2 separate regions of the Homo sapiens genome follow, and region 2 is linked to region 1. A link is an interaction called in ENCODE POLR2A ChIA-PET data of the cell type or tissue named here. Cell type or tissue: PC-3. All regions are shown on one strand. Links, peaks and the distances in the headings refer to the core of each region. The heading gives the core; the rest is flanking DNA.

Evidence for each region. Peaks named below come from ENCODE experiments on the same cell type or tissue, not always from the same donor. Only the 100,000 strongest peaks of a DNase experiment are listed, where the experiment ranks them.
Region 2: POLR2A ChIA-PET joins it to region 1 with 5 read pairs; 2 of 35 experiments call an interaction of 5 or more read pairs at or near these places.

Annotation. Positions count from the first base shown.
Region 1 is chr1:33,106,076-33,114,877 of GRCh38, forward strand. All of the region lies in intron 10 of AZIN2 (antizyme inhibitor 2), which reads left to right. Among named protein-coding and RNA genes, the nearest start is that of AZIN2, 29 kb to the left of the region's middle. In PC-3, for the core only: a CTCF peak has its summit at 6,098; no DNase peak of the experiment used is centred there.
Region 2 is chr1:33,325,970-33,330,969 of GRCh38, forward strand. PHC2 (polyhomeotic homolog 2) reads right to left here. Exons shown (of 15, transcript NM_001385109.1): 13 at 4,102-4,243; 14 at 2,901-3,177. Among named protein-coding and RNA genes, the nearest start is that of MIR3605, 4.0 kb to the right of the region's middle. RefSeq lists enhancers at 3,614-4,114, 4,115-4,615. In PC-3, for the core only: no CTCF peak of the experiment used is centred there; a DNase peak (open chromatin) is centred at 2,092; H3K27ac peaks cover 521 bases.

The sequences.
Region 1 (8,802 bases), core at 2,305-7,304:
AGGAGACATTACAGGATACCACAGAAATTCAAAGGATCATAAGAGACCACTACTAGCATGAATAACTATACACCAAGAAATTGGATAACCTAGGCAAAATGGATAAATTCCTAGACAAATATTACCTACAAAGACTCAATCATGAAGAAACAGAAAATCTGAATAGACCAATAGTGAGTTAGGAGATTGAATCAGTAATCAAAAACCTCCCAACAAAGAAAAGCCCAGGACCTTATGGCTTTACTGGTGAATTCTACCAAACATGTAAAAAAGAATTAATACCAATCCTTCTGAAATGCTTCCACAAAACTGAAGCAGAGGGAACACTTCCAAACTCATTTTACAAAACCACAATTACCTTAACACCAAAGCCAAATACACCATAAGAAAAGAAAATTACAGGCCATGTTCACAGATATGCAAAAATCCTCAACAAAATACTAGCAATCCAAATTAAATAGCACATTAAAAGGATCATACACCATGATCCTTTTAAAGTGGAATTTATCCCTGGGATGCAAAGAAATTTTAACATGTCTGAATTTATAAATGTGATGTACTATAATATTACCACAATGAAGGATAAAAATCATATGATCATCTCAGTAGATGGAGAACAAGCATTTGACAAAATTCAGCATCCTTTCATGATAAAAACTTTCAACAAATTAGGTATGGAAGGAATGTACCTCAACATGATAAGGGCCATATATGACAAGCTCACAGCTAATGTTATACTCAACAAGGATCCTAAGGTCAGGAGCAAGACTAAGATGCTCACTCTCACCACTTCTATTTAGTGTGGTACTAGAAGTCCTAGCCAGAGCAATTAGAGAAGAGGAAGAAATAAAAGTCATCCAAATGGGAAAGGGAGATGTAAAATTGTCTCTGTTTGCAGATGACATTATCTTATATATAGAAAACTCTAAGGCTTGGCGTGGTGGCTCATGCCTGTAATCCTAGCACTTTGGGAGGCCAAGGCTGGTGGATCACTTAAGGTCAGGAGTTCAAGACCACCCTGGCCAATGTGGTGAAACCCTGTCTACTAGAGATACAAAATTATCCAGGCGTAAAGATGTGTGCCTGTAATCCTAGCTACTTAGGAGGCTGAGGCATGAGAATTGCTTGAACCTGGGAGGCAGAGGTTGTAGTGAGCCGAGATCATGCCACTGCACTCTAGCCTGGGCAACAGAGTGAGACTCCATCTCACACACACACACAAAGGCCGGCGCAGTGGCTCATGCCTGTAACCCCAGCACTTTGGGAGGCCGAGGCAGGCAGATCACTTAAGGTCAGGAGTTCGAGACCAGCCTGGACAATATGGTGAAGCCCTGTCTCTACTAAAAATGCAGAAATTAGCTGGGCACGGTGATGGGTGCTTGTAATCCCAGCTACTCAGGAGGCTGAGGCACAAGAATCATTTGAGCCTGGGAGGTGGAGGCTGCAGTGAACTGAGATGGCGCCACTGCACTCCAGCCTGGCGACAGAGCCAGACTCCATCTCAAAAACAAAACAAAACAAACAAACAAAAAAACTCTAAAGACTTCACCAAAAAACTATTAGACTTAATAAGTTCAGAAAATTAGAAGATACAAAGTTAACATACAATGTTTCTATATGCTAACTATCTGAAAAAGAAATCAAGAAAACTATCCCATTTATAATTGCATCAAAAAATTACTTAGGAAATTTAAGGAGGTAAGAGATGTGTACGCTGAAAACTAGAAAACATTGATGAAGGAGATAAAAAAGGACATAAATAAATGGAAAGATACCCCATGTTTGTGAATTGGAAGAATTAATACTGTTAAAATGTCCATACTACCCAAAGCGATCCATAGATTCAATGCAGTCCCTATCAAAATTCCAATGATCTTTTCCCCAGAAGTATAAAAAAATCCTAAGATTTGTATAAAACCACAAAACATCCTAAATAGCCAAAGTATCTTGGGCAAAAAGAAGAAAGCTGGAGGCATCACATTATCTGATTTCAAAATATATACTAGAAAGCTATAAAGTAAGCAAAACTGCATGGTACTGGCATAAAAACGAACATATAGACCAGTGGAATAGAATAGAGAGCCCAGAAATAAATCCATGCATTTACGGTCAATTGATCTTCAACAAACGTACCAAGGACACACAATGGGAAAGGACAGTCTCTTCCATAAATGGTGTTAGGAAAACTAGATATCCACATATAGAAGAATAAAATTGGATGCTATCTCACACCATATACAAAATGGATTAAAGACTTTCAGATTGACTTTTTTTTTTTTTTTTTTGAGACAGAGTCTCACTCTGTTGCCCAGGCTGGAGTGCAGTGGTGTGATCTTGGCTCACTGCAGTCTCTGCCTCCTGGGTTCAAGTGATTCTGCTGCCTCAGCCTCCCGAGTAGCTGGGATTACAGACATGTGCCATCATGCCCCGCTACTTTTTGTATTTTTAGTAGAGATGGGGTTTCACCATGTTGGCCAAGCTGGTCTTGAACACCTGAACTCAAGTGATTCGCCCACCTTGGCCTCCCAGAGTGCTGGGATTACAGGCATGAACCACCGTGGCCCAGATTGACTTCTTTCACTTAGTAATATGCACTTAAGTTTCCTTCATTCCTTTCATGGCTTGATAGCTCATTTCTTTTTAGCACTGAATAATATTCCATTATCTGGGTATACAGCAGTTTATCCATTCACCTACTGAAGGACATCTTGGTTGCTTCCAAGTTTTGGCAATTATGAATAAAGCTATTATAAACATCTATGTGTAAGTTTTTGTGTGACAAGCAATTTTTAACTCCTTTGGGTAAATACTAAGGAGTACAATTGCTGGATCATATGGTAAGAATATGTTTAGTTTTGTAGAAAATTGCCAAACGGTATTTCAAAGCGGCTGTACCATTTTGCATTCCCACCAGCAATGAATGGGAGTTCTTGTTGCTCCACATCCACACCAGCATTTGGTGTTACCAGTGTTCTGAATTTTGGCCATTTGAGTAAGTGTTCAGTGGTATTTGTTGTTTTAATTTATATTTCCCTGATGACATATGTTTATTTGCCATCTGTATATATTCTTTGGCGAAGTATCTGTTAAAGTCCTTTGACCATTTTAAACAGAGTTTTACTTGTTTGTTTTCTCATTTTTGAGTTTTAAGAGTTCTTCATATATTTTGGATAACAGTCCTTTATCAGATGTGTCTTTTGCAACTATTTTCTCCCAGTCTGTGGCTTGTCTTCTCTTAACATTTTCTTTTTCTTTTTTTTTTTTTTTAAGTTAGAGTCTTGCTCTGTCACCCAGGCTGGATGGAGTGCAGTGGTGAGATCTTGGCTCACTGCAACCTTCGCCTCCCAGGCTCAAGCGATTCTCCTGCCGCAGCCTCTTGAATGGCTGGGATTACAGGTGTGCACTACCAAGCCTGGCTAGTTTTTGTATTTTTAGTAGAGACGGGGTTTCACCATGTTGTCCAGGCTGGTCTCGAACTCCTGGCCTCAAGTGATCTGCCTGCCTCGACCTCCCAAAGTGCTGGGATTACAGGTGTGAGTCACCACGCCTGGTGAATATTGTCTTTTGCAGTGCAGAAATTTTTAATTTTAATAAAGTCCAGTTTATCAATTATTTCTTTTATGGATTGTGCCTTAGGTGTTGTGTGTTCTATTCTTTTTTTTTTCTGTAGTGCTTATTACCTTCTAACATACTATATAATTTACTTGTTTGCCTCCCCCCTGCTAAACTGTAAACCCCAAGAGGACAAGGACCTTTGTGTATTTTGTTTATTAGTGTGTCCCAAGCATACAAAACAGTGATTATCCAAATATGTATTAAATGGCAACCTAATTCTGAAACTGGATTTTTGTTTTGGAGTGTATGCTGAATCATGGTAGCATTGACCTTCAGTTTTGATATCTGTGTGGGTTCCTAGGGCCTAGTCAAGATGGAGAATCCAATAGGATGCCCTTACATAGAGCTGAGAACCCAAAAGAAGTACATCCTTAGTGTAAGAGTCAACTAGAGAAAAAAGCCCATTCTACAGAGAATGGCAGCAAGAAAACTTCACTGTTTTGATCTTGGTAGTGATTGGAAGAGAGAAAAAAATTGAGATTTTGTAACCACAAGCCAGCCTTCTTTTGGGCTTATGGCCCAAATTCACATTAACTATGGTCTGAAAAACCTTAAGCCTCAAAATAATTTCATCTAGCAGAAGCAAACAAATTCTCTCTGGAGGAGGAATCTTCAGTTTAGGCTTCTCACTGATAAGGTTTCAAAGTACATGAGCTCACAGTCAAAAATCACAACATACAAAGAAACAAGTCATCGTGAGGAAGAACCGCAAAAGCAATAGGTAGCAGATCAGACCTGCGTTTACTTCATATATTGGAATTATCAGGTGCTAACATTCTTTTACAATGTTTGAAGAAATAAGAAATTGAAAATATGACCAAAGAATAAGTGAATATAAAAATATGTTGTAGCAGATTTTAAAAAGGATTAAATAGAACTAGAAATGAAAAATATGAAAATTGAAATTATGGCCAGGGTAAGCAGCATATTAGAGACAACAGAAGAGAGAATGAGAGAATGGGAAGATAGAGTTGAAGAAAGTATCCAAATGTAGCACAGAGACAAAAAGATATAAAATAGGAAAGGCTAAGGAAATGGTGCATAGAGTCAGAAGGCATAATGTCCAATCATAGTTTCAGGAAGAGACTGTATCAGGATACAAATGTCACACTAGTAATTTGAACAGGGAAATTTTAACATAAAGAATGGTTAACTGTAAAGGTGGTTCATTACAATTACTAAAAGGGGTAAAATCAGCTACCACCCCTGGTCCTGAGGGAGAGTGAAGAAGGCAGGAACTTAGAAACACAGAGGAGGAGGGCTCCTCCCTCCAAGGCTGATATTGAAACCTTTGAGGAGAGGCTGCAGTGTCACAGAAACAGCAGTCCACCAGTGGCAAACTTGTCAGAGGGTGACTACTGCAACAATCCATGCAGCACAGAAGCAGCCTGCTGCTGAGTGGGGGAGAATCTTGCTGGAAGGTGCAGGCCAGGGCTGAACTGTGAAGGCCACTAAGGCGAATGCTACCATGTACTTGCTGGGTAACCTTAGGCAAGTTACTTAATCTCTCTGAGTCTTACTTCTCTAGCTTGGAAAATGAGGGGGCTGAACTTTAATTACTAATGTTGCTTCTTTTTTTGAAGTGAGGCCATTCCAGTGTATCTTCACAAAGTTAGAGTTGGTTCCTTATTGAAATGGTCTGTCTTCATTGTGGGGTTTTGTTTTGATTTTTCTGTAGTTTTGATCAAGAATAGATGGTACAGCTATTGAATGCCACGTTGAGATGTTAAAATGTAAATGTATAGAGTAACCACTACAAGAATAGAAATAAGATAATATAACTTCTAACACAGAAAGTAATTAAAATAGTTTAGTTTTGATCCCAGCATAAGAAATAGACCAGCTGAGGCAAACTGGGGGGAATATTGAAACACATATATAATTGATAAGAGATTAGTAGACAAAATATATGAATAATTTTTTTTTTTTTTTCCTGAGACGGAGTCTTTTTCTGTCGCCCAGGCTGGAGTGCAGTGGCTCGGCTCACTGCAACCTCTGCCTCCCAGGTCCAAGCAATTCTCCCACCTCAGCCTCCCAGGTAGCTGGGTTTACAGGCACACGCCACCGTGCCTGGCTAATTTTTGTATTTTTTTTAGTAGAGGTGGGGTTTCACCATGTTGGCCAGGCTGGTCTTGAACTCCTGACCTTGTGATCCACCCACCTCGGCCTCCCAAAGTGCTGGGATTACAGGCGTGAACCACGGCGCCCGGCCTGAAGAATTCTTAAGTAAGGAATAGAGACAAACAAGAATCTCAAGAAAATAAGGAAAAAAGCAACCCAATAGAAATACAGGCAAGAGACTTTACCGGGCAATTCACAGAAGATAAACTGAAAAGGTGCTCAGTGGTAATCAAGGAAATGCAAATAAAAGTGAAAACGAGATACCATTTCATAACAACTAGATTAGAAAAACATTAAAAGCATGATAATGCCAACTGTTGGTGAGGATATGGTGTAGTTGGGTCCTTAGGCACTGCTAGGTGGCAGTGGTGTATCACTACTTTGGGAAACAAGTAGGCATTATTCAGATAAATTTGCACATATGTATGTCCTACATTACAGCAAGTTCCTAGGCCTATATTGTAAAGAAACTCTTGGCATGTGTGTTCGAGGAGATATATCAGAACATATATATCTTTATAATATAAAACATTGGAAATGACCTTAATGTTTATTGGCAGGGTAGCAGAAACATAAATTATGGTGTATTCTGTACAGTGAATTCTATACAGTGTATTGTGAACTTGTAGAGATTACATACTCTATAATTTATATAAATCTCAAAAGTGTGCAAAACTAAACAATACATTGTTTAGGGTTAGGTACACTCATGGAAAACAAAGTAAGAAAATGATGAACATGAAAGTGAGGATGGTGGTTACCTCTAAAGAGGTTAGGAAAGAGGAGATGTCATTGGAGTGGGCACATAGGGAGTTTCAAAGATACTGGAAATTTTATCTTTCTTCAGTTGGGTGGTAAGTACACAGATATTCATTTTATTGTCATTCGTTATATCTTAGACATGATACAAATATTCTTTTGTATAAATTATTTAACAAAAACTGAGTTTGTCATTTGCTTTATTATTATTCTTTGATAGGCTCACATTTATTCTTTTATCACATTATTTCTAATGTTTAGAAAAACATCCTGGGGATTTTAATTAGTAATAGTTTATTTAATCTAGTTATTAAATTAGGGAGAATTCTCTTTTTTGCTTTACTAAGTTTTTCTAGCTAGGACAGTGTAAACTTCATATCTTTTATTTCTTCCATGAAGGTTTTATTTATTTATTTTTTTTGAGACGGCGTCTCGCTCTGTTGCCCAGGCTGGAGTGCAGTGGTGCAATATCAGCTCACTGCAACCTCCACCTCCCAGGCTCAAGCGATTCTCTTGGGAGGCCTCAGCCTCCCAAATACCTGGGACTACAGGCGCCCGCCACCATGCCTGGAGAGATGGGGTAGAGATGGGGTTTCACCGTGTTAACCAGGATGGTCTCGACCTCCTGACCTCATGATCTGCCTACCTCTGCCTCCCAAAGTGTTGGGATTCCAGGCGTGAGCCACCGCGCCCAGCTGGTTTTATTATTTTTTTATTGTTTTATTTGAATAAGTATTACTGTGGCCCAAGTACATCCAAGAATGTAATAGCTTAATGCTTTCACTACTATTGTGAGTGAAAACTTTTCCCTGTGTTTTTGAGCTGAGATGCTGGCTTGCATTCTAAAATTCATTGATTTCCTCTAGTAACCACACCCACCCCCTTAAGATTTTCCAGGTGGGCAAATACGTTATCTGCAGTGTAATATTTTATTTCTTCATCTTCTATGTATTATGCTTTTTTGTTTCTTTTTTTCTGATAGCTATTGCTAGCATTTCTCATCATATATAAAATGGGAATGATGACAGAAAGCTTCAGACTTGGAATCAGAAGACATGGGTTTGAGACCTGGCTCTGCCATAGACCAGCTGAGTAACCTTAGGCAAAGCAAGCTACTTAATCTCTCTGAGCCTTGTTTCTCTAGTTTCTCCATTTGGAAAATGACAGGGCTGAACTTCAGTGTATCTCAATGAAGTCAGAGTTGGATCATTATTTAAAATAGTCTCTCTTCATTGTGGGGTTTTGTTTTGTCTGTAGTTTTAATAAAGAATAGATGCTACGGGCTACTTCATGGTATGTTGACATGTATTGGGAAAATTAAACTTGAACTGTAGATCTATATTTTCCATGTTATGAAGCCAGTGATTGACTTCTCTCCTGTTGTCTGCACCTTTCATTTTAGAGATAATATGACTGTGAATTTGGTTAGCTAAGATTTCATGTCAGGTTTTTGCCTATATATTCACAAGTGAGATTTTGGCCATAGGGTTTTTTTTTCTTTTTATCTCATTTTTGTCTTTTAAAATATTTTTGTACGAATTATTGATTTATTCTTTTCTTTTTTTTTTTGAGATGGAGTCCTGCTCTGTCACCCAGGCTGGAGTGCAGTGGTGCGATCTCAGCTCACTGAAACCTCCGTCCGGGTTCAAATGATTCGCCTGTGTCAGCCTCCTGAGTAGCTGAGATTACAGGCGCCTGCCACCATGCCTGGCTAATTTTTTTGTATTTTTAGTAGAGACAGGGCTTTACCATGTTGGCCAGACTGGATGATTTTTTTTTCTTTTCTTTTTTTTTTTTTTTTGAGATGGAGTCCCGCTCTGTCGCCCAGGCTGGAGTGCAGTGGCGCAATCTCGGCTCACTGCAAGCTCCACCTTCCGGGTTCACGCCATTCTCCTGCCTCAGCCTCCCAAGTAGCTGGGACTACAGGCGCCCGCCACCATGCCCGGCTAATTTTTTGTATTTTTAGTAGAGACGGGGTTTCACCGTGTTAGCCAGGATGGTCTCGATTTCCTGACCTCGTGATCCACCCACCTCAGCCTCCCAAAGTGCTGAGATTACAGGCATGAGCCACCGCGACCCGCCTTTTTTTTTTTTTTTTTTTTTGAGATGGAGTTTTGCTCTTGTCACCCAGGCTGGAGTGCAATGGCTGGATCTTGGCTCACTGCAACCTCTGCCTCCTAGGTTCAAGCGATTCTTCTGCCTCAGCCTCCTGAGTAGCTGGGATTACACGCCCAGCTAATTTTTGTATTTTTAGTAGCGACAGGGTTTTGCCATGTTGGCCAGGCTGGCCTCAAACTCCTGACCTCA
Region 2 (5,000 bases), core at 1-5,000, 220 kb after region 1:
AAGTGAGGAAACTCTTAGTGGAGATTGGAAGAAACAGGGTCTCTGTTATGAAATAAAAGAACATTTTGTAAAAATGTGGTTGGTAGCAGAAATGTAAGTTGAATGTACCTCATGAAGTGGGTGGTCTAGCTAAGGAGATTTTCAGGCAGAATGTGGAAGGTGTTGCTTGGCTTCTTACTGCTGCTCACAGTAAAATAGGAGAGAGAGAAGGTAAAAACAAACAAACAAAACTGTTCAACATAAAGGAACCGGGATCTGCCGGTTTTAAAAATGCCCAGCCTCTCCAGATGGCACATGATGCTAACATTAAGAAATGGTTTCTAGGCAAAGATCAAATTCAGGGCACAGTCAAGAAAACACGGTCTACAGATTAAACTTAGGATGTGACTTAAATCTTTTTGTGAAGACTTCAGAAAGATCTAAAGTGATGCCTCAAAGAGCTATTCAATCCAAAGGCTCTCGACGGATTTTCTAGGCATGCCTCGCAGATCCTCTTTTCAACAGCAGGGTTTCTAAGAATGTGAAGGGCACTGTCCATGCTGCCCCTCAGCTTCAGAAGAATACCAATGCAGACAACAGCTTACCCTTGAAGATAATTCTGGGTGTGGTTTTTGTCTAATGGAATGGACCCCAACAAGATTCCCAGAAAACCCACAATTATTTTAAGAAATACTGAATTACTGATTTTAAGAGTCAAAGGTAGGCCGGGCGCAGTGGCTCACGCCTATAATCCCAGCACTTTAGGAGGCTGAGGTGGGTGGATCGCCTGAGGTAAGGAGTTTGAGACCAGCCTGCCAACATGGTGAAACCCCATCTCTACTAAAATACAAAAATTAGCTGTGTGTGGTGGCGAATGTCTGTAATCCCAGCTACTCAAGAGGCTGAGGCAGAATTGCTTGAACCCAGGAGGCGGAGGTTGCAGTGAGCCGAGATCACGCCATTGCACAATAGCCTGGGTGATGGAGCAAGCCTCTATCTCAAAAACAAAAAACAAAAAAGTCAAAGGTAATATAAAATAAAAAGGAGGAAGCAGGCTGAGAAAACGACTACACTGAAAATACAGGCTACTTTTCACAGAAAAGGAAGGAGAACTCAGAGGGCAGAACCAAGACAGAAATCACTCCCAGGCTTTGAGTCCCAATTGAGGAAATGCCACCATAAACCCTAGCGGATTTCGGAACTGGAATGGATCAGCGACTCTTGTACGCTCCCTGTTTCTCCCTTTTTGGATGGGCATGTCTGTAATGGTTATCCTATGGCTGTCCCACTGTGCATTGGGTTTGTGGAAGGGAGCAGATAGCCTCTCTCTCTAGTTCTCAGATCTTCAGACTGAGAGGACCTATACTTGAAGAACTGGACCCCAGGAGCCTCATCTCACCTCAATGATGAGAGCCTGGACTTCAAACTGATGCTGTCATGGGACCAAACTGTCGGGGATTTGGTGGCGGTGAGGGTATTCTGCATGAGGAAGGAACACAAATTTCTGGGGGTCATGGTGAACTACATGGCTTGTCTCTGAATGGCTCCCAATAATCCTTGCTTCCCAGTTCATGCCCTCTCACAATGAGTAAGACTGACCTGTGTGACCCATAAGATATTGTGAAAAATTTTAATTAAAAAAATATATTGTGAAAATGCCAGTACGTGGCTTCAGAGGCTAGATCATAAAGGGCACAGTGGCTTCTACCTTGCACTCCTGGATCCCTACCTGTGGGGACATCCCACTGCCATGCATATCATGAGAACACTCGAGCAGCCCTCTGGAGAGGCCCATATAGACAAGAACCAAGGCCTCTTGCCAACAGCCAGCCCAGGGCAAATCACGTGAGTGAGGCACCTTGGAAGAGATCCCACAGCTCTTCAGTATTCACGTGACCTCAGCCTTGGCTGATAAATCTTAATTGTAACCTCATAAGACACCTGAGGCAGAACGGCCCAGGAAGCCACTCCTGAATTCCTTACCCACAGCAACTGTGTAATAAAAATTTTGGGGATGAAGAGATAACATACTAGGTTAAGTGACAGAGCCAGAATTTGAACCCAGTTCTGTGTGACTCAGAAGTCTGTGCTCTTAACCACACTGCAGTCTCTTGAGAAAGAGGCTTGTGGTTACCATGAATACCTGACCTGGTCGGTGTATGAGTGAGACTGGCAGAAAAACAGTAATGCATCCAGGCCCCACTGAAGGCATCTGTGAATGATGTAAGGCTTGCCTCTTACAGCTGGCTCCTAGATCCCGGGCCTCACCACCACTTGTGCTCCACCACGCAGGGCTCTGTGCCATGTCTGGCCATACCACAGACTTCCCTATCTTCATGCCTCTGCATGTGCGCCCTCTTGCAGTCTCTCCATCCAGCAAAGGCATACTTGTCTGTCTACTGTCATTTAGTTTACATTTTCTTAATTAAATTTTTTTTTTTTTTTTTTGGTAGAGACAGGTCTCACCATGTTGCCCAGGCTGTTCTCAAACTCCTGACCTCACGCAATCCTTCCACCTCAGCCTCCCAAAGTGCTGGGACTATAGGTGTGAGCCACCACACCTGGCTATTTTCTTAATTTTGATGTTCCTGACACATATCCTACACTCTACCTGACTCCCCTCCTAATCTCTCCCAGGAGAGAGAGACAGTTAATTACATTATCATCTCTGTATTTCACACAGATCACTTCCCATGCCAGAAAATATACAGAATTACAGCTATGGAATATTTATAGTTTGCATTCTATGCTGAATATAAGCAAGCTCTTATAGGCAGGGAGCTCATCTCACTCATTTCTGCACCCCAGTTCCTGAACCTGAGTCATTAACTAAACTACCTAATCCTCCTGGTGGTGGGAGGGTCTCTCATTTTCTCTTTCCTTGCTATTCCGGGGAGACATGGAATTTCCAAGGGCCTTACCTGGCAGAGAGCGGATGAATTCGTAGACGTCTTCTACATTCCACTTGGTGGGCTCACTTGGCAGGAAGTGGTGTCCCATGCCCACCAGGTCCCGCATATGCATGTCGGGGAGCTCCAGGTCCCGCTGGCCTTGTCGCCGGCGGGAAGTAGATGAGCTGGCTGAGATGGGTGACAAGGGTTCCTCATAGCTTGAGTTATCTGAGCAACGGCTGGAGTCTTCCTGGCTGTGTGTTAGCTGCAAAGCAGCAGTAACCGAAAGGGGCACAGTGCCTGTTGGCTGGGAGCAGAGAGTTTTCTTCAGGATGGGGGAACAAACCATCTCTAGCAGCAGTGATGAACAAAGGAGGTATTTCTCCTTTTTCTACTTGGCCTACTACTACACATCTGAGTTCCCAGATCTAACAGCATCTTCCATGCTGTCCTGTCTCCTACCCTAGGCAGAGTTAGTCCCTCTTAGTATTGTAGTGTCTACCACACAATACTGCAATTATCTTTTTCTAAACATGAGTTTTAAAGCAGGGCTCTGAGTTCTAGGAGGTGATCACAGAGCCACTTGAAATAGCATGTAACATTTCTTCTGTACGTACACAGCTTTGGACCATTCTTAAGGAGGTTTAAGACAAAAAAAAAATAAGGCAAAATTATACATAAGGTTATAAAACATCACACCATGCTGTGGAGTTCCTTTAAGGCGAGACTGTGTCCTTAGAGCCTAGTGCCTAACAGAGTTTCTGGCATACAGCTGGTGCTAAAAAATATTTAATGACTGAATACCCATGTTCCTGGTAGAGACCTTCAAGAACTCTGTGCTCGCGTGTTCAGGGAGGCAAAAAGGTGGCAAAACAAAGGGTGGAGGCTGCCTTCTCACCCAGCCCTCCACGTAAGGCAGGAGGTTACCTGAGCAGCCCAGGGGAGACCCCATTTCCGTGGCCCCAGAAGCCAAGGATGGAGGCAAACTGGAAGGTGGGGTGATGTTGAGGCAAGGCCACGGAAGGGGGCAGGGAACCTTGTAAGCACCCATGGGTCTAAATGAAGGGACCTACTGGGGTGCAGAAGGCTCGACTGGACAGGTCTACAAGGAATGAGAGCACAGCAGAGTGCGCTGAAGTCGGCAGCTGGAGGGGACCGTGGTGTCGAGGGCCATGGAAGGGAAGCTGTGGGGACTGTGGGGATGGAGCTTCAGGCTCTGCCCGCCTCTTACCTGCTTCTTGGTATCCTTGGTAAGTGGTGGCAGACTGGCTTTGCTGGCCCGACGGCGGTTGTGGGTCGCAGCTCCTGCCTTCTGCAGCTTGCTCCGGTCTGAGTGGAAAAGTCCCACCCGTTTGGTGCATCCCACGTTGTACCTTCAGGGACAGGGGAACAGGGGATGTCACAGTAGTCATTGTGCTTATGGGCCGTAGGCAGAATGAGCACAGCCAAGCTGTCTGACAAATTTTGAGTCCATCTATTGGTTCAGATCCTAACTCCATCACTAACTACTAGCTGTGTGACTTTGGGTTTAAGTCACTTAAGCCCTGATCCTCCGTTTCCTTATCTGGAGTTGGGGGTAATACCACTCACTTTCTAGGTCTGGTCTTACAACATGAGATAATGTCTGTAAAATGTTTGAGACACCTGGACTTGGACCAGGGCGAAAGCTCACACCTGACTTATTCCACTATAAATGTTACCCTGTGACGGGAAACTACTGTCCACTGTCCTGCTGGGGAGTGGCCTGGCTGCTCCAACAGCCTGAGGGGAATGAGGGCTGAAGATAGCTGAACTCTAGCTTGGCATGCAGAACACCTCTGTCTGGGACCTAGAGATTTCTTCTCTTCTGGGATTTCAGGGCTTCAAGGTCAGCTGTTGCTTCCATTGTGGTACAAAGACCACACATGGCTTTAGAATTGGACAAGCCTAAATCCCCAGGCCCATGGCTTATTAGCTATGTTATCTGAGGCACTACTACTCCTTTGTACTTTGGCTTCCTAACCTGTATAAAGGGGACAATAGTAATACCTGTCTTGGGAGTTATTTTGAAGATGAGATAATCGTATCAATTGACTGGCACAGTGACTAGCACACAGCAGGTTCTCAGGAAATGGCAGTGGTTTTTATGAT